Regions from separate parts of the Homo sapiens genome. Here region 2 is linked to region 1. A link is a loop called in an ENCODE intact Hi-C map of the cell type or tissue named here. Cell type or tissue: PC-9. All regions are shown on one strand. Links, peaks and the distances in the headings refer to the core of each region. The heading gives the core; the rest is flanking DNA.

Region 1 (11,167 bases), core at 1,180-9,179:
GCTCTCACCACATTCAGGGGGCTCCCCTGTTCTATCTCCATGCAGTGGTGTTTTGTTTAGACACCAATGTCATCTAATTTCTACTCCCACGTCTAGGACTCCTAGACCCTGGGGAGGCCCATGTATCTTGGAAGATGGTGGTGCCTTCAGCGACATGGGAGCACTGGGGAGAGCAGGACTGTGGGGAGGGAGTAGCTCATATTCCTGGTGCCCAGGAAATAGGAGGAGCAGCCCAAGGCATCAGCTTCCAGGGTCTGGAGATGAGGAGGGGTCTGGGCTGCACAGATAGACTTGGAGCCATCAGCATAAGTGGTGATTGAAGCCATGGGTGTCAGTGAGGTCACCCCAGAAAAATTCAGAGATAGAAAAAGGCATCCAATAGCCTGATCTGAATGATTGTATATTCCCCTCTGCCAATCTCAGAGACATAAACAAAGACCTAAACAAAGACTAAGTGGTCTAAAGACCTCTTTCCACCCAAACCTACAAACTTAAACTGTTTAACTTTTTTAAAAAACATAGAAACAAATCCTCCCACCTTTTGGTAGACAAAGATTCCTTAGATAGGGCACGAGGGGTACAAAACACAAAACGTTTGCTAAAATTGACTTAATCAAAACTTGCAACTTTTGCTCCTTGAAAGACGTTGTTTTTTAAAAAATGAAACAAAGGACACCACACACCAGAAGTAAACAGAAACACAACTATCTGACATAGCACTTGTATCCAGAATATGTAAAGAACTCACTACTCAAATATAAGAAGACAAACAAACCAATAAAGGTGTGCGGAAGATTTTGAAAGGGCACCTTTTAAAAGAAAACAGGCATATGATCAATAAGCACATGAAAAGATTATCATCAGTCATAAGAGGAATGCAAATTCAAACCCAATGAAATTCTACTACACACCCATTAGGATGGCTAAAATGTAAAAGACTAAAAATAGCAAGTCTTAGCACAAATACAGAGCAGCCAGAACTCTAATGCGTTGCTGTTAGGAATGTAAAATTGTATAACTGCTTTGGAAACAGTTCGACTGTTTCTTATGAAGTCATACATACACCTACCATGCAACCCAACAATCCCACTTTTAAGTATTTACCCAAGAAAAATGAAATCTCAGAAACACTCGTACTCGAATAGTCATAGCAGCTTTATTCATAATAGCCAACAACTGGAAACTATCCACATGTCCATCAATAAATAAATGCATAAGCAAATGATGATATATCTATACAATGAAATGCTACTCGGAAATAGAAACGAATGAAATATTGATACATGCAACAATGTGAAAGGATCTGAAGAGACATTATGCCGAGCCAAAGAGGCCAGACACAAAACAGTATACCTGTGTGTTTTTCATTCATAATTGTATGATTCCATTCAGATGAAACTCTAGAAAAGACAATTCTGTTATCCAGCAACAGAAACCATCCAGGGTTGCCTAAGGTGAGGGGAGGTATTAGGTGACTGAGATAGGACAGAAGGGAAGTTACTGGGTAATGGAGTGCTCCGTGTCTTGAATGTGGTGATGGCTGCACAGCTAAATAAAATCATTACAACTCAGAAATGTATCATTAAAACGGTGCACTTTATTGCATGTAAATAATACTCCAATAATGTTTATTTTAGTAGTATCAATTGAAAACATATCATTCAATTAAAAAAGAACAAAATTTTCCCAAGCTGACCAAAAGACCAAAACCTACTATACAAAGCCCTACCTATTCCAAGAAACACTCACAGCAAAACACCTATATTTAATAATGTTTCTTTCACATCCTGGTATATTTTTTGAATTTTAAGTTTAAATTTATAAGTACTTACATATATCACAGTAGGAAAAAGAATTCCTAAAAGAGAGCAAGAGGCAGAGACTTCAAATACTAAATACTTATAAGCCCCAAAATGATTGCTTTAAAAGTCGGCAGGTCATCCTTTCTGGAGGACATTCTTATTGAGTGTTCACCCATAGATTATTAAAAGAAATTTAGATTAGGACACAGAAAAATCTATATAGTAATAGGTTTATATGACAAACTAGTAACAAAAAATCTGACATCTAAATAGAAAATATCATTAATTGAAGGGTAATTCACAGCGTGGACAAGTTATTTCCTATCTCATCCCAGCGGCCACCCCTCCCCCAAACTCTCAAATGTACTTCTGGTGAGGATCCACTCCCAGCTCAGGATAGAACATGTGACCTAGGCCTCAACCAATCAGCACGTCTCATCCCCTTGGCCACCATGATTAGTTCAGAGATGGGCATGTGACTTCATTAGAGCCAATGAGGCAGAAGAACTTTAACTAGGAATCCTGGGAAAAGAACTCAGGCTGAAGCCCCTGCTGCTTGGGTATTATGACACTGAGAAGGATGCCACGGCCGAGGAAACAGAGACAAGAAATGGAAACATATAAATGGGTTCTGGTGACATAGTTTGGCTCTGTAGCAAGCAATACCTAACCAGATAGCCCCTGAGATTGTTCTAGTATGTGAACCAATAAAAGAGATTAAAAAAGAAAAGCCCTGCAACAAATTCACTGAGTCAAGAATTTGGGGAAGTTGCCCAAATAAAGTGATCACAGGTTGCATTGATTTGGGGGGGGGTGGGGAGTTGGTCAGGGTCTTGCTCTGTTGCCCAGGCTGAGGTGCAATGATGCAAACATAGCTCACTGGAACCTTGAACTCCTGGGCTCAAATAATCCTCCCACCTCAGCCTTCCGAGTAGTTAGGTCTACAGGCACACGCTACCATGTCCAGCTAGGTTTTTACTTTCTGTAGTGAAGGAATCTCACTATGCTGCCTAGGCTGGTCTCAAACTCCTGGGCTCAAGCTATCCTCCTGCTTCGGCCCCGCAAAGTGCTGGGATTATAAGCATGAGCCACCACGCTCAGCCAGTTGCATCAATTCTATTAAATGCAGAAGGTAAATACCAGTTCTTATCTTCACTGGTGAAACAACTTGATGAAAGTAAACACACACACACAAAAGACGTTTAAATGAAGAATTAATAAGGGAAATGAAAATTCAAATAACCTTGAGATATTTTTTACCTATTGGATTGTCAAAAACTGAAAGCATTTGATGATAATACATGTGGCAAGGATATGAAGGAAAGTGTACACTTATACATTGCTAAGGGAAGAATAAATTGTTAATGCCTAATGACATTTAAAATGTGCACGACACAGTAAGTCCATTTTCCGGCAACTCCCCTGTGGAAACTCCCACACAGGAGCACAGTGAGTCATATACTAAGATGTTTATTCTAATTCGTTTGAATAAAAGTAAAAAGCAAGATGCAGAGTGGGGGAAGATATTTGCAATATCTATAACTGCCAAAGAACTAGTATCCAGAATGCATACATAATTCGAGTAGACAACCCAGTGGGCAATAGACTTGAATGGGCAAAAGAGGAAATCCAAATGACTGATAAGTATATTTTAAAACCCTCAATATAATCAGTCATGTACATAACTAATGCCTTAGCAATCAGGGATATGTACAACCACTCTGAAAAATAGTTACATCTTATTAAATTAATGATATGCACGCCCTCCAACGCAGCAGCTCCACCCCTAGGTATATACTCTAAAAACCCACTCACATGTGTTTCAGAATGTAAAAGAATGTTCGTTGTAACATTGTTCACAGTAGTGAAAAGCTAGATACAACCCAAAGCCCATCAACAGTAGAATGGATAAATAAAATTGTGGTGTATTCATACAATGGGATATATTCAGTACTGACAATCCACAAACTACAACTTGTAAAAACACACATCATGAATCTCTCAAACATAAGGTTGAACCAAAAAAAAAAAAAAGGCAAGACAAAGAAAAACAGTAAAATTCTATTTATGTTAAGTACCGAAACAGGTAAAATCATCTGTATTATTTACAGATGCAAATTTAGGTGGCAAAATTGTAAAGAAAAGCAAAGAAATAGTCGAGGGAGAGAGAACATCAAAAAGAATAGCTCATGGATGCTGAGCTTAATACCTAGGTGATGGGTTGATCTGGGCAGCAAACCACCATGGCACATGTTTAGCTATGTAACAAACCTGCACATCCTGCATGTGTGCCCTGGAACTTAAAATAAATGCTGATGAAGAAAAACACAAGAGAAATAATCATCACAAAAGTCAGAGAAAAGATGGAAAGGGAATAGAACGGAGGGCAGGCACCCAGGATGGATGTCTGGGTGCTGATAAACTGCAGTGACCTCCGGGATAGAAAGCCTAATGCAGAGTATTTTGGGGGTCCCTCAGCTGCCATGCAAAGTGGAGCACATGCAGATGGGACTCTGTCCACCTGAGCAGCTTCCTCTACCTTGGGGGCTGGCTGACCATGGATCCTAGGTTCCTGTTGATTCTTACTGCCTATCTGTGAAGAATCAAGTTTCTTTGCCTGACTTGCACAAGCATTCCATCTCACCAGACTCATACTCTGGCAGCTAGGATTGTAAAATGCCTCCAACCAGAGCTGGGAAGTGCCAGGTCTAGGAATCTTAGTAAAGACTGCTGAGGTGTTTAGAGTCCTGCCCTGGGATTGGCAACCCAACCTAATTGGTGCATGGTATTTCTCTCCCAGAGATGGATACCAGTGTACGGCACTCTGCTTCACAGTCACTGTCAACCCTGAGATTCCAGAATTCCATGACTTTTCAGTGACAAGAAGGAGTGGGGTGGGGAGTAGAAATCAGACCTACAGTGATGGGGCACAGACACAGTAGAAACACTCATTTCTCTAGTCTTCTTATCACATACTTAGGTCCACCTCCCATCTCCACTCTTACCCTAAGGTTTGAGAAACACCTAGAAAAAAAGCTGTGTTTCTAAGCCGCTGTAAAATCCTCAGCATCACACCAGCCTGGACACCCTCATGTACCCAGCCTATGGTGAAACCTCAATGGTCATTTGCTTTGACCAAGTCTGTGGCTGAAAGACCACGTGAAGTTTGAGTGGTAAATGTACTTGGCCTCTGCTTTTGTACAATGGCCTAAATTGGAAGAATGTTTTTTCAGGGTCACCAGCTTGAATAGTTCCAAAAGGCACTATCTACATAGTACCTGGCACTGGGCCCCACCCCTGAGGTTGGGCAATCCAGCTGCCCTGGTTCTCTCACTCTCCCAGCTGCACATTTGCCCCTGCCTGGGCCAGCTTTGTGGAGGAGCAGCCTGGGCAGACACACCACATTCCACATTTAGAAGGTTCTCATGCTTTGTTTAATACTTTGCTGTCAGTGTCCTGAAATTCTTGGTTTTTTTTTAAGACAGAATCTAGCTCTGTCACCCAGGCTGGCATGCAGTGGCGTGATCTCGGCTCACTGCAACCTCTGCCTCCCAGGTCCAAGTGCAAGTGATTCTCACACCTCAGCCTCCTGAGTAGCCGGAACCACAGGCATGCACCTCCACACCCAGCTAATTTTTTGTCTTTTTAGTAGAGAAGGAGTTTCACTATTTTGGCCAGGGCAGTCTTGAACTCCTGGCCTCAAGTGATCTGCCTGCCTCAGCTTCCCACTTCAGCTCCAGCCACTGTGCTCGGCCTGAAATTCTTAATAATTTTTGAACAAGGGGCATTTTGCACTAAGACACTCAAAGTATGCAGCTGATCTGTTACCGACCTACCTGCTCAGGGTATTAAAAGATAACAATATACTGGTGAATTTTTATACCAGTCGTTGTGAATATTATCTCACAACTATAATTTATGAGAAGACCTTCAACTTCCTAGAACTGTCAACTCAGTTTCTTCTCTCTTCAGAGCCTTTCCCAGATCCATAAACCATTTCTATCCCTTGCCACAAGCAATATCACCAGCTGCTCTTCACAGCTGAAGGTAATCTCCCCACCCTGATTCTTAAAAAGGTATTTATTATCATTAAATTTGCCTCATGTGTGTCTGCTAAAAAATATGTGCAATTCTGAAGGATAAGTTATGAGCCACCTCTGAAGACAAGTCTCTGATGAGTATCATTTTAAAGGCACAAACAAAATAAAAGCAAAACCCCATGTAATAAGACAAAAATTGAGAGAATGTGTTGCTGAAAAACTCAACTTACAAGAAATACTAAAGGAAGTTCTTCAGGTTGAAAGCAAGTGACCCCATAGAATAATCTGAATTCATACAGAAAAAAAGCACTGATAATAGTAATCATGTAGTTATAAAAGGCAGTACCAATGCATACTTCCCCTTTATTCTCTCTCTCTCTCTCTTTTTTTTTTTTTCAGACGAAGTCTCGCTCTTGTCCCCCAGGCTGGCGTGCAATGGCACGATCTTGGCTCTCTGCAACCTCCGCCTCCCGGGTTCAAGCAATTCTCCTGCCTCAGCCTCCCGAGTAGCTGGGATTACAGGCGCCTGCCACCATACCCGGCTAATTTCTGTATTTTAAGTAGAGATGGGGTTTCACCATGTTGGCCAGGCTGGTCTTGATCTAGGCTGGTCTCAGGTGATCCACCTGCCTCAGCCTTCCAAAGTGCTGGGATTACAGGAGTGAGCCACCGTGCCCGGCCCTATTCTCTTAACTGATTTTAAAAGCAATCCTAAAAAGCAATATACATATATATAATTATATTGTTGGGACTATAACATATGGAAGCGTAATATATTTGACAATAATAGCACAAGGGAGGCAGTTGGGAGCAAAGGCAAATTGGGCTAAGAAATGATACCATAAGGTAACTCAGATCCATAAGAACAAAGGAAAAGAACCAAAAATGATAAGCAAAAAGGTTAATATAACAAACTCTATAAATACATACTTGCTCTTCTTTCTTCTCTCTGATTCTTGAAAGCATGTGTATTTATATAAAGTAATATTATCACCATGTATTGTTTAGTTTGTAACATATATAGATGTACCACGTATAACAATAATATCATAAAAAGGGGAGAAAGGAAATAGAGCTATATAGGAATGACATTTCAATATTTAACTGGAATTAAGTTGGTATAAATCTGAAGTAGATACTGGTAAGTTAAAATCGATGTGCTAAGCCCTAGAACAACCGCTCAGAACACAACTTTTTAAATAGTGGAAAGAAAAACATTAAAGGATTTTACATGTTGCACTAGAAAATATTCACTCAATGCAAAAAAAAAAAAAAAGCAATAAAGGCAGAACAGAGGAACAAATAAATACATGAGAGATATAGAGCATAAAAAGTAAAATGGGGCCAGGCACAGTGGCTCACACCTGTAATCCCAGTACTTTGAAAGGCTGAGGCGGGTGGATCACTTGAGGTAAGGAGTTTGAGACCAGACTGACCAACATGGCAAAACTCTGTCTCTATAAAAAATACAAAAATTAGCCAGGCATGTTGGTGCACACCTGTAGTTCCAGCTGCTCGGGCGGCTGAGGTGGGAGAACTGCTTGAACCCAGGAGGCGGAGGTTGCAGTGGGCCAAGATCACACCACTGCACTCCAGTCTGGGTAACAGAATGAGATTTTGTCTCAAAAAAAAAAGAAAAGAAAAAAATGATGGTAGACATAATTCCATCTACATCAATAATAGTATTAAATGTGAATGGATTAAACAACTCAATTAAAAGACAGAGATTATCAGACTGCATTAAAAACAAGGACTAATAATATCTTGTCTGCAGAAGATACATTTGAGATTTAAAAACAAAAAAAAGTTTATATTTAAAACTTAAATTTTACAAAGTTAAATGGTGGAAAAAAAATATATCATGAAACAGCAACCAAAAGAAATGCAGATTGGTTATACTAATATCAGATAAAATAGACTTTTTTAATGACACAGTATCATGAAGCAAGATAATATAGACCTTAAAACAAAAAATATTACTAGCAATAAAGTGGGAAATTGTGTAATGATAAGTGTCACTCCACCAGGAAGCTAAACTAAACACAAAGCAAGAAGGCAGAAAATAATAAAGAATAGAGGGGAAATTAACGACATAGAAATAGAGAAGCAATAGAGAAAAATAAACAAAACCAAAATTGTTTATTTGAAAATATAGACAAAATTGATAAACCTAAAGTTAGATTAACAAAGAAAAAAGAGAGAAGACTCAAAATTGCTAAAAATATGAAATGAAAGAGGGAATGTTACTACCAACCTTACAGAAACAGAAAGTATTATAAGGGAACACTCTGGGCCATTTTATGCCAAGGAATTAGATAACTTAGATAAAATTGACAAATTCCTAGAAAGAAACAAACTACTGAAATTGAATCAAGAAGAAATACAAAATCTAAATAAAGCCATAACAGGTAAAAAGATTAAATTAGTAATTTTAAAACCTCCTGCAAGAAAAGCCTAGGCCCAGACAGCTTCACTAGTGAATTCTATCAAATATGTAAAGAATGAATACCAATTCTTGACAGACTGTTCCCAAAAAATAGAAGAGAACATTCCCCAGTTTCTTCTACAAGGCCAGTAATATTCAGATAGCAAACACAGACCAAGGCTCCGCAAGAAAATAAGACTTCCAATATCTCTTATGGATATGATGCAAAAGTCCTCAATAAAATGCTGTCAAACCAAATTCAGTAACATGTAAAAGGATTATACAACACAATCAAGTGGGATTATTCTAGGAATACAAGGTTCGTTTACACCTGCAAATCAATTAACACATATCACTAGAATAGGGGACCAAAAAGAAAACCATGTTCATTTCAATAGACACAGAAAAAGCATTTGACAAAACCAAACACCTCAGGTATGATAAGAATACTCAACGAGCTAGGAATAGATGAAAATTTCCTCAATCTCATAATGTGGGGGGCATCTACTCAAAAAATCTCCAGTTAAGACCTAATCTGCTAAAAGACTGAATACTTCCCCACCTAAGATCAGGAACAAGATAAGAATCTCCTCTTTCCACTTCTATTCAACACGGTACTAGAGGTTCAAGCCAGGGCAATTAGATAAGCAAAAGAAATAAATGTTATCCTTATTAGAAAGGAAGAAGTAACGCTATCTCTATTTGTAGATAACATGATCTGGAATGTAGAAAATCCTACGAAATCCACTAAAAAAAAACTATTAGAACAAATAAACAAGTTCAGAAATGTTGAAGTACAAGATCAATATACAAAACTCTTTATGCTAAAGGGAAAAAGCTATTCATGTATTTTGTGAATGGAATCCATAGAAATAGGCAAATTCATAAGGACAGAAAGTTGATTAATGGCTGCCAGGGGCTGGAGGAAGGAGAGAAAGAAGAGTGACTGATAATAGATATAAGGTATCTTTGGGAGTGACTGAAAATGTTCTAAGGTTGACTATGGTGATGGTTGTACAAATCTGTGACTATACCAAAAACCATTAAAATTAGTGAATTGTTAATTTTTTGAAGGGTTTTTTTTTGTGTCTCTATTTCCTTCAGTTCTGCTCTGATCTTAGTTATTTCTTGCCTTTTACTAGCTTTTGAATGTGTTTGCTCTTGCTTTTCTAGTTCTTTTAATTGTGATGTTAGGGTGTCAATTTTAGATCTTTTCTGCTTTCTCTTGTGGGCATTTAGTGCTATAAATTTCCCTCTACACACTGCTTTGAATGTGTCCCAGAGATTCTGGTATGTTGTGTCTTTGTTCTCGTTGATTTCAAAGAACACCTTTATTTCTGCCTTCATTTCGTTATGTACCCAGTAGTTATTCAGGAGCAGGTTGTTCAGTTTCCATGTAGTTGAGCGGTTTTGAGTGATTTTCTTAATTCTGAGTTCTAGTTTGATTGCACTGTGGTCTGAGAGACAGTTTGCTATAATTTCTGTTCTTTTACGTTTGCTGAGGAGTGCTTTACTTCCAACTATGTGGTCAATTTTGGAGTAGGTGTGGTGTGGTGCTGAAAAGAATGTATATTCTGTTGATTTGGGGTGGAGAGTTCTGTAGATGTCTATTAGGTCCGCTTGGTGCAGAGCTGAGTTCAATTCCTGGGTATCCTTGTTAACTTTCTGTCTCGTTGATCTGTCTAATGTTGACAGTGGGGTGTTAAAGTCTCCCACTATTATTGTGTGGGAGTCTAAGTCTCTTTGTAGATCTCTAAGAACTTTTACACTGTTGGTGGGACTGTAAACTAGTTCAACCATTGTGGAAGACAGTGTGGCGATTCCTCAAGGATCTAGAACTAGAAATACCATTTGACCCAGCCATCTCATTACTGGGTATATACCCAAAGGATTATAAATAATGCTGCTATAAAGACACATGCACATGTATGTTTATAACGGCACTATTCACAATAGCAAAGACTTGGAACCAACCTAAATGTCCCTCAATGATAGACTGGATTAAGAAAATGTGGCACATATACACCATGGAATACTATGCAGCCATAAAAAATTATGAGTTCATGTCCTTTGTAGGGACATGGATGAAACTGGAAACCATCATTCTCAGCAAACTATCGCAAGGACAAAAAATCAAACACCGCATGTTCTCACTCATAGGTGGGAATTGAACAATCACACACAGACACAGGAAGAGGAACGTCACACACCGGGGACTGTTGTGGGGTGGGGGGAGGAGGGAGGGATAGCATTAGGAGATATACCTAATGCTAAATGACGAGTTAATGGGTGCAGCACACCAACATGGCACATGTATACATATGTAACAAACCTGTACGTTGTGCACATGTACCCTAAAACTTAAAGTATAATAATAATAAAATTTTTAAAAAAAGAAAAAAACATTCAAAGTGTAGTTTATATATTATCACGAATTTGTGCTGAAAAGTAGAAATATGTAAACACTTAAAGTCATTAAATCTTACTGGAACCCCCCCAAAAAAAGAGTGAATTGTATCATAATAAATTGCATCATAATAAAGTTATATTTTTATAACCCCTTATTCTCATTCTCCTAGAGTTATCTAAATTACTAGACAGTCAAGTTTCTAGGCTTTTATGTACTCATGTTGAATACTTTTTTTAGCTGAATCATTCTAGCATTCAGCTACTCTTTAGATAATTATCTATTAACAGAAACACTGCTGCCAAAATGTTCCACATGCCTGGAAATGCCCCAGATAATCAGCCATAAAGATAAGCACAGGGTTTTGAAAGAGAGGCAGAATTTTAAAGGCATTGTAGACATTGGCCTAAGTCACGTATTTTAAAAAGTGCCTATTAAGAATGACTTGGCATTTTGGGGCTTTTGTTCTACTGAGTTGCCTAGAATGAACCCA
Region 2 (11,167 bases), core at 2,034-10,033, 850 kb after region 1:
TGGTTTCCCTAAAAAAATTATTTAAATAAAGCCAGAAGTACCATTATCTATCCTAAAATTTAAAAAAAACAAGCTGGGTGCACTGGCACATAGCTGTAGTCCCAGCTACTTGGGAGGCTGAGGCAACAGGATCACTTGAGCCCAGGGGTTTGAGACCAGCCTGGGCAACATAGTAAGAACCCATCTCCAATACAAAAACAAAAACAAAAACCCTCAACTTAAAGCCAATGAAAATAAAGTCCTTCATGTATGCATAAACTCATTTTATGCAGATATTTCCCAAAAATGGCTATAATATCTCCCACCCCACAAGCTCTTCTCCAATGTGACCTTGTCACTCCTTTCATCAAGGCGGGGGGGGAGGGGGTTGCAGGGAGAGGGCCATGCTCCCTTCTCTTGAATCTGAGTGGGTTTGTGACTACTTTGATGCAACACAGTGTCACAGAAGTGACTCTATGTGACTCCTGAGCTAAGAGCTCAAAAAGGTAACACAGCTTCTGCCTGGTTCTCTGGGGGAAGCCAATCACCACTTAAGTTCAACTCCTCTGAAGCTGCCATTCCGGAGACGACACACATAAGCTCCTCCAGTCATCAACCCAGCTGAGTTCCCAGCCTACAGCCAACGTCAACTGTCATTACACGAGTGAGCCATCTTGGACAGCTTGCCTAATTCATTAAGCCTTCATAGGAATGATGCCCTGGAAGACATCTGACCACAACCAAAGAATACCCCAGGAGAACCACCACCCAGCTGAGCCCTATCCAAATTCCTGACCCACAGAATGAAGTAGCTGTTGTAAGCCAATCTGGAGGGAATCTGTTATGCACAGCAGCCACCAGCACACCAATCTGCTTGGGGACAGTCTCCATAATCAAACTGTCTTGTCTGGGATGTTTTTAAATCTCTGAATTTAAACAAATCAACCAACAAAACTGGAGCTGGGCATGGTGGCACACACCTGTAGTCCTAGATATTTAGGAGGCTGAGGCGGGAGGATCACTTGAGCCCAGGGGCTCGAGACCAGTGTGGGCAACATCACAAGACCCTATCTCCAAAAAAGCCAACCAAACAAAAAACCGGAAGCAGAGAGGGTACAAAACAAATACTTCAAAACTCAGGAATAGTTAGGAGAATTTGGAAATAAGTTCATAGAATGGGATGAGAAAACGGTGGCTCTAAGTGAAAGGGTGAGCAAATGAGAATATGAAAGAGAGTAGCATTGAGAGAGACAGAAACAAACATTCCCAGGGAAGAGTGTTTCTTTCTACTAAGTGGGAAATTCCTCAGATAGAAGCAAGTCTCCTTGGTTAAGCAAATGGATGTTCCATGACCAAAATGACTTTGTTCCCCCTAATCTGCCCATTCCACTCCCAATTTTTAAAAATTTATTTTCATTTTTCCTGAATACACACACAGAGTCTAGTTGGGAAGGTGTGGGCAAGCTCTGGAGGGGTGTGTTCAGAGTGGGTGTGTCTGCGGTATGAGGGCAGGAGCTGATCCACATGTTAGCAGAAAGGGAGAGTCAAAAAGAGAAAAGATATTTGGTCAAACTTACCGACATCTGCCTTGACCTCTACATTCTCAAATACAGAACCAGCCAGTGCTACGTGGTCTGGCAGAGAAAGAAGCCATGGCTGCCTCCATGTCTTGGGTGCTTGGAGCTTTTCCATGGTACCAAGAGGAACAGTTTAGTGCAGAACTCAGCCTCCATAAAGGTGAGTACAAGAGGTGCACTCAGATAGAATACAATCAGATTTTATTTAAGTTCTTTTTTATTTTCCTCCACACTGGCAAAAGTTCCGAGGGAGCCTAAAGTTTTGTAAACATTTTAACTATCCCTCTTACCCACCCCCAACTTTTGAATTTACAAAGCAAAGGAGAGTAGGAGCCCCAACTTTTAATGGTTTCCTCTCCCCTCATGCTATTTGATCCAAAAACTATATACAATTTTGTAGCAGTCTCTGTATAGTTATTACACATGTTTAGAAGGGAGGGAGGCAAGAAGGGATAGGGAGAATGGTGATCCAAAATAATAAAAATAGAAGCCAAATATAATACTCCAAACCCAAACTGCTCTCAGAGCAACTCCAGCCTTCTTCAGGCAACAATGACAGGCAGCAAAGGTGCTTTTCCAGGGGCTGCCCAGACCACAGCACCTCTCGCACAGGCACAGCTGCCCAATGACTCCAACCCAGTGTGAGTGGCAATTCCAGGTGATGTTCTGTAGGGGTTTGGTGGAGGCAGGAAAAGTATTTGTTTATAAATAGGGCTTGAGTACATTTCTACTTGAAGTTTAAGGTTTTAGGAGGCCATGACCAGAAGCCAGGCCAGGCTTCCTGCTCCCATTTTCGCCCATCCCCTCCAGCCCACTGCATCCTCCTGTATAGTAGATTCCATGGATGAAGGTCTTAAAGATGGACAGGTTCTGTATGTTCTCTTTTCAGAAAAGGCAAACAACTTGCCATCCCAGAATCTTTACACAAAACCTTTTCCGGGCTACAGCAAGACACACACGCAATGCTCTGAGGACCAGATGAAATTCCAGGCTTTTATCAGAAGCAAAAGTTTATCCCTATCCAAAAATGAAATTATACAAATTCATACATATGGTAAAGATTCTAGCTGCCTCTTAAACGAGACAAATTTTCAGCAGAAGGGCCCAAAACAAAATGGTCCTAGTCCTCTGAAGTAAAAATATTTATGGGAAAAATCAGTTTTTGTAAGAAAGAAAAATTAAGAATAGTCTCTCTCCCAGGCCATAGAGCTTCCTTTGTCCAATCAGGTTGGAGCATGCCAGGGGAGATCAGCTTGCTCAGAAGTCACTATCTAACGAAGAAAAACATAAATCCTTTCAGAGAAAGGACACTCAGAAAGAACAGGTGAGGAGTGTGTAACATCAAACCAAACCAACCTCATCTCAACCCCACTCAGGGCCTCTCTGATGCAATCCCAAAGTTAGCAGTGGCAATGCAACTTTCAGACCGGGAGAGCTCTGACTGCCTGTTGGATACTCGAGTCACAGTCCATGGGGTGTTTTGTTATTGGCCAATGTCTGTTAACCATTAACTCTCTTCATGATTGCACCAGTTAGACCATTTGCCCTGATGGGGGGAAAAAGAAGAAGAAAAAACAAAATAGAAGAAAAAAAGTGACAAGAGAAAGCAAGCTGCTAATGGCCGATCCCAACACACTTTCTGGGAGACAGTAGATGAAATCACAGCACAGTGAACACATGCTGCCTAAAATCAGCCTTGTTGGGGAGTAATCCCAACTGCCACCCCCAAGACACAGGGTCCAGTCCACTTATCTATAGTCTGAGATGTTCACCAACAAAAATGGATTAAAGAATCTTGGACACAAAGGGCCAGAAGAAAAAGCCTGAGATGATCGGTTCTGTGATTTGTTGCAGAGTGATAAAGAGTAAATGGTGAGTAAGTGTTGTGTCCAAAGGTGGAGACTCCATAGTCGGCAGACAGGAGAGGGATGGCCAGTCCACTGGCAGGTGCTCAGTAGTCATCCAACGTCTCGATTTCACCCATGTTGAGTCGCTCCGATGATGCATTGACTGAAAATCCTGCAGAAAAAAAACTGGCTATGAGTGACCACACCCAGGCAACCAAGCGGCTCAAATTCTAGGCGGTGAGCTGGAATGTAAGTCTGTGTTTGTTTGTTTGTGAGACAGGGTTTCACTCTGTCACCCAGGCTGGAGTGCAGTGGCGTGATCTCGGCTCACAGCAAGCTCCACCTCCTGGGTTCAAGAGATTCTCATGCCGTAGACTCCCAAGTAGCTGGATTACAGACACATGCCACCATGCCCGTCTCATTTTTTTTGTATTTTTAGTAGAGATAGGGTTTCACCATGTTGGCCAGTCTGGTCTTGAACTCCTGACCTCAAATGATCCGCCCGCCTCGGCCTCCCAAATTGCTGGGATTACAGGCGTCAGCCAACGTGCCTGGCCAGTCTTTTGTTTTTGAGCATACCATAGAAGTATTACAGGGAGACAAAGATAAAGGTCACAGCAGTAGCTTTCTGTTCTTCCAATGAGAGAGATTTTTTATTTTCTTAAGGTTCTGATATAACCTAATTAGGAAGGAAAATAAAACAAAATAGCATCACCAATTAAAAAGAACTGCAGGCCGGGTGTGGTGGCTCATGCCTTAATCTCAGCACTTTGGGAGGCCAAGGCAGGCGGATCATGAGGTCAGGATATCGAGACCATCCTGGCTAACATAGTGAAACCTCGTCTCTACTAAAAATACAAAAAAACATTAGCTAGGTGTGGTGGTGGGCACCTGTAGTCCCAGCTACTCGGGAGGCTGAGGCAGAAGAATTGCTTGAACCTGGTCGAAGGAGCTTGCAGTGAGCCGAGATCGCGCCACTGCACTCCAGCCTGGGTGACAGAGCGAGACTCTGTCTCAAAAAAAAAACAAAACAAAAAAACCCCCTGCAAACCACTGCTTCAGAGAATCAGAGAAAAGAATGGGATGTGAGTGTGTATCAAGGACAGGCTGGGCTGGCCCTGGAGGAAAGTTCATGCAGGAGGTCTACCTTAAAAGAGATGGGGGTGGGCAGGGGGGTTACCATGGAGGGTTGTATACACTAAGTTCTTTGTAACTACTTGACCACATAACTTTGAAATCTGAGTGGGATTAATACCCCTTTAAACCTCAACCCACTTTAATGGGAATACTTCTTCCCACCAGTCAAAAACTTTATGAAAGTTCTGGCCCAGAGCTTTTGATACTCAGGGTAAGAGGCTCCATGGAAGACACACTATTAAGATCCTTAGAGTCCTCGCATATTCTCTTTCCCACAGTAGACAGAGCAAGAAGATTAAAGTACTCTAACTCGATCTACTGTAAATATATCTGCAAAGGAAAAGATTTCAGTTAGCAATGTTTGATTAACCAAAAGGGAATTTGGCTTAGAAAAAGCAGTACTAGCATACCCATTGAAGGCAATAAGCAGTACTCACAAACACAACTGACAGCTGAAAACCTAATGCTGGCTGGGCACACTGGAGGCCGAGGTGGGTGGATTACTTGAGGCCAGGAGTTAGAGACCAGACTGGCCAACATGGCAAAAACCTGTCGCTACTCAAAATACAAAACATTAGCTGGGCGTGGCGCTGCACGCCTGTAATCCCAGCTACTCGGGAAGCTGAGGCACAAGAATTGCTTGAACCCAGGAGGCAGAGATTTTAGTGAGCTGAGATAACATCACTGCACTCCAGCCTGGGCAACAGAGTGAGACCTTGTCTCAAAAAAAAAAAAAAAAAAAAAAAAGAAAGAAAAAGAAAAAAAGAAAACCTAATGCCGAATGCCCAATGGTCACATGTATGTAATTTTTCCAAAACTTCTATAATTGGAGGTTGATAAAAATGATGAACAATGCCTCTTTAAACTGAGTGACTCCCCAAAAATGTTCCAGTTCTTCTACCTTGAATAAAATCCCAAACTGTTTTAGTTATTTGAATACCAAAAAGTAAACAGGCAATGTCCTTATTCTAAAAGCAGTTCTGTTAATATTAGCTGGGTTTTCTGCAGCCTCTTGTTTTTTCATGTTCAAGTTTTCAAATAAATACACATTTGAAATGTAACAGTAATAAACAAAAATGCCTTACATAAAATACCTTAATTAACTGACTCAAAAATATCATGATTCAAAAAAATAAACATGCCTATTTATTAACCAAAAAAGCTGTGGTACCAACTGCTTACAAGACCAAATATAGGGAGAGGCTAGGATTCCAAACCCCATCCTGAGTTTGACCCCATCAACTGTGTTCCAATAACCCACAAGTCTTTTTCTTCCCCCTTGAAAATAGTGACAGCCTTAGTGTTTATATATATATACATATATATGTATTTTTAAAGACAAGGTCTCACTCTGTCGCCCAGGCTGGAGTGCAGTGGTGTGATCTTGGCTCACTGCAACTTCCACCTCCCAGGCTGAAGCGATCCTCCCACCTCAGCCTCCCCAGTAGCTGGGACTATAAGCGGGTGCCACCACACCCAAGTAATTCTTGTAATTTTTGTAGAGACAAGGTTTTGGCATGTAGCCCAGGCTGGTCCCCAACTCCTGGATTCAAGCAATCCGCCCACGCTGGCCTCCCAAAGTGCTGGGATTACAGTCATGAGTCACCGTGCCTGACCCTAATGTTTATGTTTTTAAAGTAACAGTTAATTAGGCAAGTACAAGAACCTAAAGGCCAGTCTATGAAATAAAATACTACTTTATTCTGAGGCAGATTTTTCATTGACTTCACGTGTATCTTAAGAACAGATAAAATGTGATAAAAGGCAATAATGAACTATATGCAAAAGAAGTGGAAGTGTAATTTAAAAGCTAAATTAATTTTACTCATGCAAAGACAGGAAGGGAAAAGTCTGTGGCCAAAAAAAGTTGATTAATATGTTAATTATCAGTCTAGGCTTTTAGCAAACAGACATATTCTCATTTAACTGTCATTTAAAAAACCAGCAAGGTATGCATTCATCCTTTGGCTGAATGCCATTCTTTATCAAATTCAGCCATTTGATGTAAGGGAAAGTTCTGGGTACTGTGAAACCCAAGGCAACACAAACACGGATTCAATCCACTATGCCTGGCTCTAAAGATGACATTCTGTGAGGTTCAGAGCATAGTCTCACTCACATGAGTTCTTTAAGATTTGTGAGGTTGTTCTTACAAGGAAAGTCTGGGGAGAAACTGTATTGTGTGTTTATCACATCTGAGTGCAGGTTGCTGATTCACAATGACCACCTGAAGAGCTCTAAAAAAAGAGGAAGCCAGCCGGGCACGGTGGCTCACCCTTATAATCCCAGCACTTTGGCAGGCCAAGGCGGGCAGATCACGAGGTCAGGAGATCAAGACCATCCGGGCCAACATGGTGAAACCCCATCTCTACTAAAATACAAAAAGTAGCTGGCGTGGTGGCACGCACCTGTAGTCCCAGCACTCGGGAGGCTGAGGCAGGGGAAATCACTTGAACCCGGGAGGTGGAGGAAGCCTACTGAAGATAGGAGATACTGGAGAATATTGATAATTAAAATGAGGCTGTGGCCCCCTCTGCTGGTTTGTTTTAGAAGCAAAATTCTCTTTCCATCAGTGACTGCTTTTTCAACGAAGACTTCCCATTTTCCCATTTTATGCATGGGGAATGTGTAGCTAATGGATAGTTATTAATTTTTTCTCAGTATACAAATTATATGAAATATGTAAATTAAAAAGTAATAAATGAAAATGAAATAAGTATAGGACAAAAATGAGCAATTATGAGAGGAATTTCCAGAGTGAGGTTTAGGTGAGCAGTAATTTTCATAACCTCAGTGAGTATCCTCAATACTTTGTTCAACGTTTGTTTTTCTTCCCCTTCAAGGTATATGGATTCCTTAAACTCTACTCCTAGGATGACCTATCTCCCACACCCTTATAGTGAGGTTTTTAAAGTCCCTTCCTTTCTTAGATCTATAAATAGAAGATGAGATCCAAGGGAATATTTAAGTCCAAACGGTCTGACCTCATTTTCAGAGCAACCTTTTCCCTAACAGCCTATCCTCAAGTCCCAAAGCTTCTTAGCTAGAACCCACAGTTAGAATTTAAGGAATGTTTTAAAATCTATTCACCAATTTCATCCAAATTGGAAAAAATTTCAGGCTGCTCCATCCATCCTTATCAACTTTTGAGACAAGCAGAGGAAAACAGAATTGCACCAGATCTACAAGTTCCCAAACCCAGCTTTCAGGCACCAATTCTTTGTTATTATTATTTTTAAATAATATTTTAAACATTATTATTTTAAATTATTATTTTTTTGAGACGGAGTCTCACTCTGTCGCACAGGCTGGAGTGCAGTGGCGTGATCTCAGCTCACTGCAACCTCCGCCTCCTAGGCTGCTCAAGTGATTCTCCTGCCTCAGCTTCCCGAGTAGCTGGGATTATAGGCACCCACCACCACGCCCAGCTAATTTTGTATTTTTACTAGAGACGAGGTTTCACCATGTTGGCCAGGCTGGTCTCCAACTCCTGACCTCAAGCGATCCACCCGCCTCAGCCTCCCAAAGATCTGGGATTACAGGCGTGAGTCACCGCGTCTGGCTTCAGGCACCAATTCTAAAGGACAGTCCTAAAAGTTAGGTTTTACTGTCATGTTGTTTTCACCAGGGCTGGAAGGCTCTGAGGGAAAGAGAGAATCCTACCAAGGGTACAGTAAGGTTACCACCTGCCTCTCACTGTGCGGGGTCTCACGCTCTTCATGATGTCCCACAGACATTTCAAACTCAACCCAGTCAACACTCAATTCCCCTCAGCCTGTGCCATGTTCCACTGCTTATCATTTCACAGCAAATGGCAACACCATCCATCCATCCTGGTCCCCAAGCCTGAGACCTTTCCACTCTTCTTGTCCAGTTAATTCTATCCCCTACATTTCTGAAATCCATCTAACTCCTTTTCATCCCCACTACCAAAACCCTATTCCAAGTCACTGGTATCTTTTACCTAGTCTATACTGCAGCCTCCTCACTGTTCTGCCCTCCTGACAGGACAACAACCGGAACTTCCATCCTTGCGAATGTATTCTATTGCAGACAACATGGTTTTATAGCCACTAATTTTACATTCACAAATAGAAAATAATTTTAGGGCCGGGCGTGGCGGTTCACACCTGTAATCCCAGCACTTTGGGAGGCCAAGGCAAGAAGATCACCTGAAGTCAGGAGTTCAAGACCAGCCTGGCCAACATGGCAAAAACCCCTCTCTACTAAAAATACAAAAATTAGCCAGGTGTGGCGGCATGTGCCTGTAGTCTCAGCTACTCAGGAGGCTGAGGCAAGAGAATCGCTTGAACCCGGGAGGCAGAGGTTGCAGTGAGCTGAGATCACGCCACTGCACTCCAGCCTGAGCAAGAGTGAGACTCCATCTCAAAGAAAAAGAAAAAGAAAAAAAAAATGTTAGTTTCATCACTGTTGCAAAAAACATGGGCAGCCTATACTGTTTGTTATTCCTGAAACAATATTCCCCATCCTTTCTGCCATTCTTTCAAAGCCCAAATTCAGATGTCACCTTTTCAGAGAAGCTAGAGTGCAGTGGCATGATCACAGCTCACTGCAGCCTTCAACTCCTGGTCAAGGAATCCCCCTGCCTCATTCTCCCAAGTAGCTGGGACTATAGGTGGGCACCACCATGCCTGTTTTTAAAATTTTTTTTAGAGATATGGTCTCGCTACGTTACCCCAGCTGGTCTCAAACTCCTGGCCTCAAGTGACCCACCTACCTCAGCTTCCCAAAGTGAGCCACCGTGCCCAGCCTGCCTTGCATGGTCCATAATGCTAGATAAAAATAGCCGTGGGTAACACAGAAGGGTGGAAAGAAAACAGGCCTGCCTTGAAATCCCAGCATCCCATAGCAGAAAGCTATGTAACACTGGGAAATGTTCTCAATCTCTGTGCCTTGGTCTACTCATTATTGGTGAAACTGGTATGTCACCTCATAATGCAAAGTAATTCTGAGAATTATATGATACATAGAGTGATTATGAACATATACTGGTTCTCTTCTTGGAACACCTGATCGGATTAATGGTCTGCTTTCAATACAAATAAGCATTTAAGTTTTTAACATACTTTTAGTATCGTTCATTATTAGCATCATTTTCCAACTAAATTACTCAGGATCCTCCAGGGAAATTCATATTAAATATCAAACAATACTTTAAAGCACCAAACAATACTTTAAAGCACCATACAATATAAGTTGTTATTACATGAGGCACAGGTCCTGCACTGAGACGCCCAGTAAATACTGGCTACTTATTTTGAACCAGTTAAAACATTAGTTATTGATAAAAAGAAATATTTCCCTTCTTGAAAAACAATGCTCAATGGAAACTCACACAGGATAACTGGTATCACCTGCACTCCTCCAACACTCAGCTGAGACTAGGACCGTGCTCACCTAATAAACTGGGATCTGCTCGGACCATCTTCTGCTTTTTCTTCTTCTTGCCACTCTGCACAGCCTCAAAATTGGATTGTTGGTTGTTGCTTTGATTGGTCTGAAATACTGAATGGAGTGTACTGTGGTTCATCCCCCACACAGAGTCCTGTGAAATAAGCAGCATGACTGAGATTACACAGCAGATTCAGACTTGGCTCACCCTAGGAAAATGTTTGGTTTGTCCTCACCTTATCAAGAATGAGCTTAAAAGCAGAAAAACAAAAAGCTTTTCATCACATGTTCTAATAATAAAATCAAGAGCGGCCACTGAGCCACCATTTTCCTCTATTTAGACCAAGACATCCCACTCAGGGCTCAGTGCCTCCACAAAGCCTGTCCTGGTTAACTCTGGGTTTCCACCCTGCTGTGACGGCAGAACTTCTCTGGTACATACAGAGTCTGTATCAAATGCTAGGAAATGAATACTGCAAATAATCATGAGCAGACCACTGCACCTCTCACCTAACCAAGAGCAGAAAGTCTCTTTGTTCCCTGGGCCCCAGGACAGAGAGGACAGGGGTGGCATATTACCAAACAAAGTTAAAGTCGTGTACCTTATTCCTATCAGCAATCCCAGAAACGATCTGGCCCAAAAATACTGTCTGTATACTTTCTACCAACTGGTTACACTATGAAATTGCCTACTAGCCCTTCACGCCTACTTGTGGCTCTTATTAGCCAATGAGCCAGTTGAAGGCACAGGTGGTAGTAGTGGGGGAGAAGTGGAAAAAGCTCTGTGGAAGGACAAGCCTGGTGTGAGCATGTGTGTATGCGTGCGCCCATGGGTGCACGTGCTTACTGGGCTTCCATCTTCCTGTTTTAGCCCACAGAGAAGCCATTTCACAAATGCAAAGAGCCTTCTATATTGCTGTATGATGCCTTCTCCTTAAAATATTTTTCCTAGGGCCGGGCGTGGTAGCCCATGCCTGTAATCCCAGCACTTTGGGAGGCTGAGGAGGGCGGATCATGAGGTCGGGAGTTCAAGACCAGCCTGGCCAACATAGTTAAACCCCGTCTCTACTAAAACTAGGAAAAATTAGCCAGGCATGGTGGTGCGTGCCTGTAGTCCCAGCTACTCGGGAGTCTGAGGAAGGAGAATTGCTTGAACCCGGGAGTTGGAGGTTGCAGTGAGCTGAGATCGCGCTACTGCACTCCAGCTTGGGCAAC

The links. Hi-C counts contacts between places; a loop is a spot of excess contacts. Peaks named below come from ENCODE experiments on the same cell type or tissue, not always from the same donor. Only the 100,000 strongest peaks of a DNase experiment are listed, where the experiment ranks them.
Region 2: a loop joins it to region 1, with 18 times the contacts of the local background. A loop is called at or near these places in 4 of 110 quality-filtered maps.

What each region holds. Positions count from the first base shown.
Region 1 is chr2:233,700,208-233,711,374 of GRCh38, reverse strand. The region is part of intron 1 of UGT1A8 (UDP glucuronosyltransferase family 1 member A8); the gene reads right to left. The region is part of intron 1 of UGT1A10 (UDP glucuronosyltransferase family 1 member A10); the gene reads right to left. All of the region lies in intron 1 of UGT1A9 (UDP glucuronosyltransferase family 1 member A9), which reads right to left. All of the region lies in intron 1 of UGT1A7 (UDP glucuronosyltransferase family 1 member A7), which reads right to left. It also overlaps UGT1A6 and UGT1A. Among named protein-coding and RNA genes, the nearest start is that of UGT1A5, 7.1 kb to the left of the region's middle. In PC-9, for the core only: no CTCF peak of the experiment used is centred there; DNase peaks (open chromatin) are centred at 4,464 and 5,234; H3K4me3 peaks cover 2,842 bases; H3K27ac peaks cover 7,503 bases.
Region 2 is chr2:232,849,201-232,860,367 of GRCh38, reverse strand. GIGYF2 (GRB10 interacting GYF protein 2) reads right to left here. Exons shown (of 29, transcript NM_001103146.3): 28 at 9,959-10,106; 29 at 1-3,575. The coding sequence ends at 3,508. Among named protein-coding and RNA genes, the nearest start is that of SNORC, 15 kb to the left of the region's middle. In PC-9, for the core only: a CTCF peak has its summit at 7,008; DNase peaks (open chromatin) are centred at 3,597, 6,077 and 6,683; H3K4me3 peaks cover 349 bases; H3K27ac peaks cover 5,223 bases.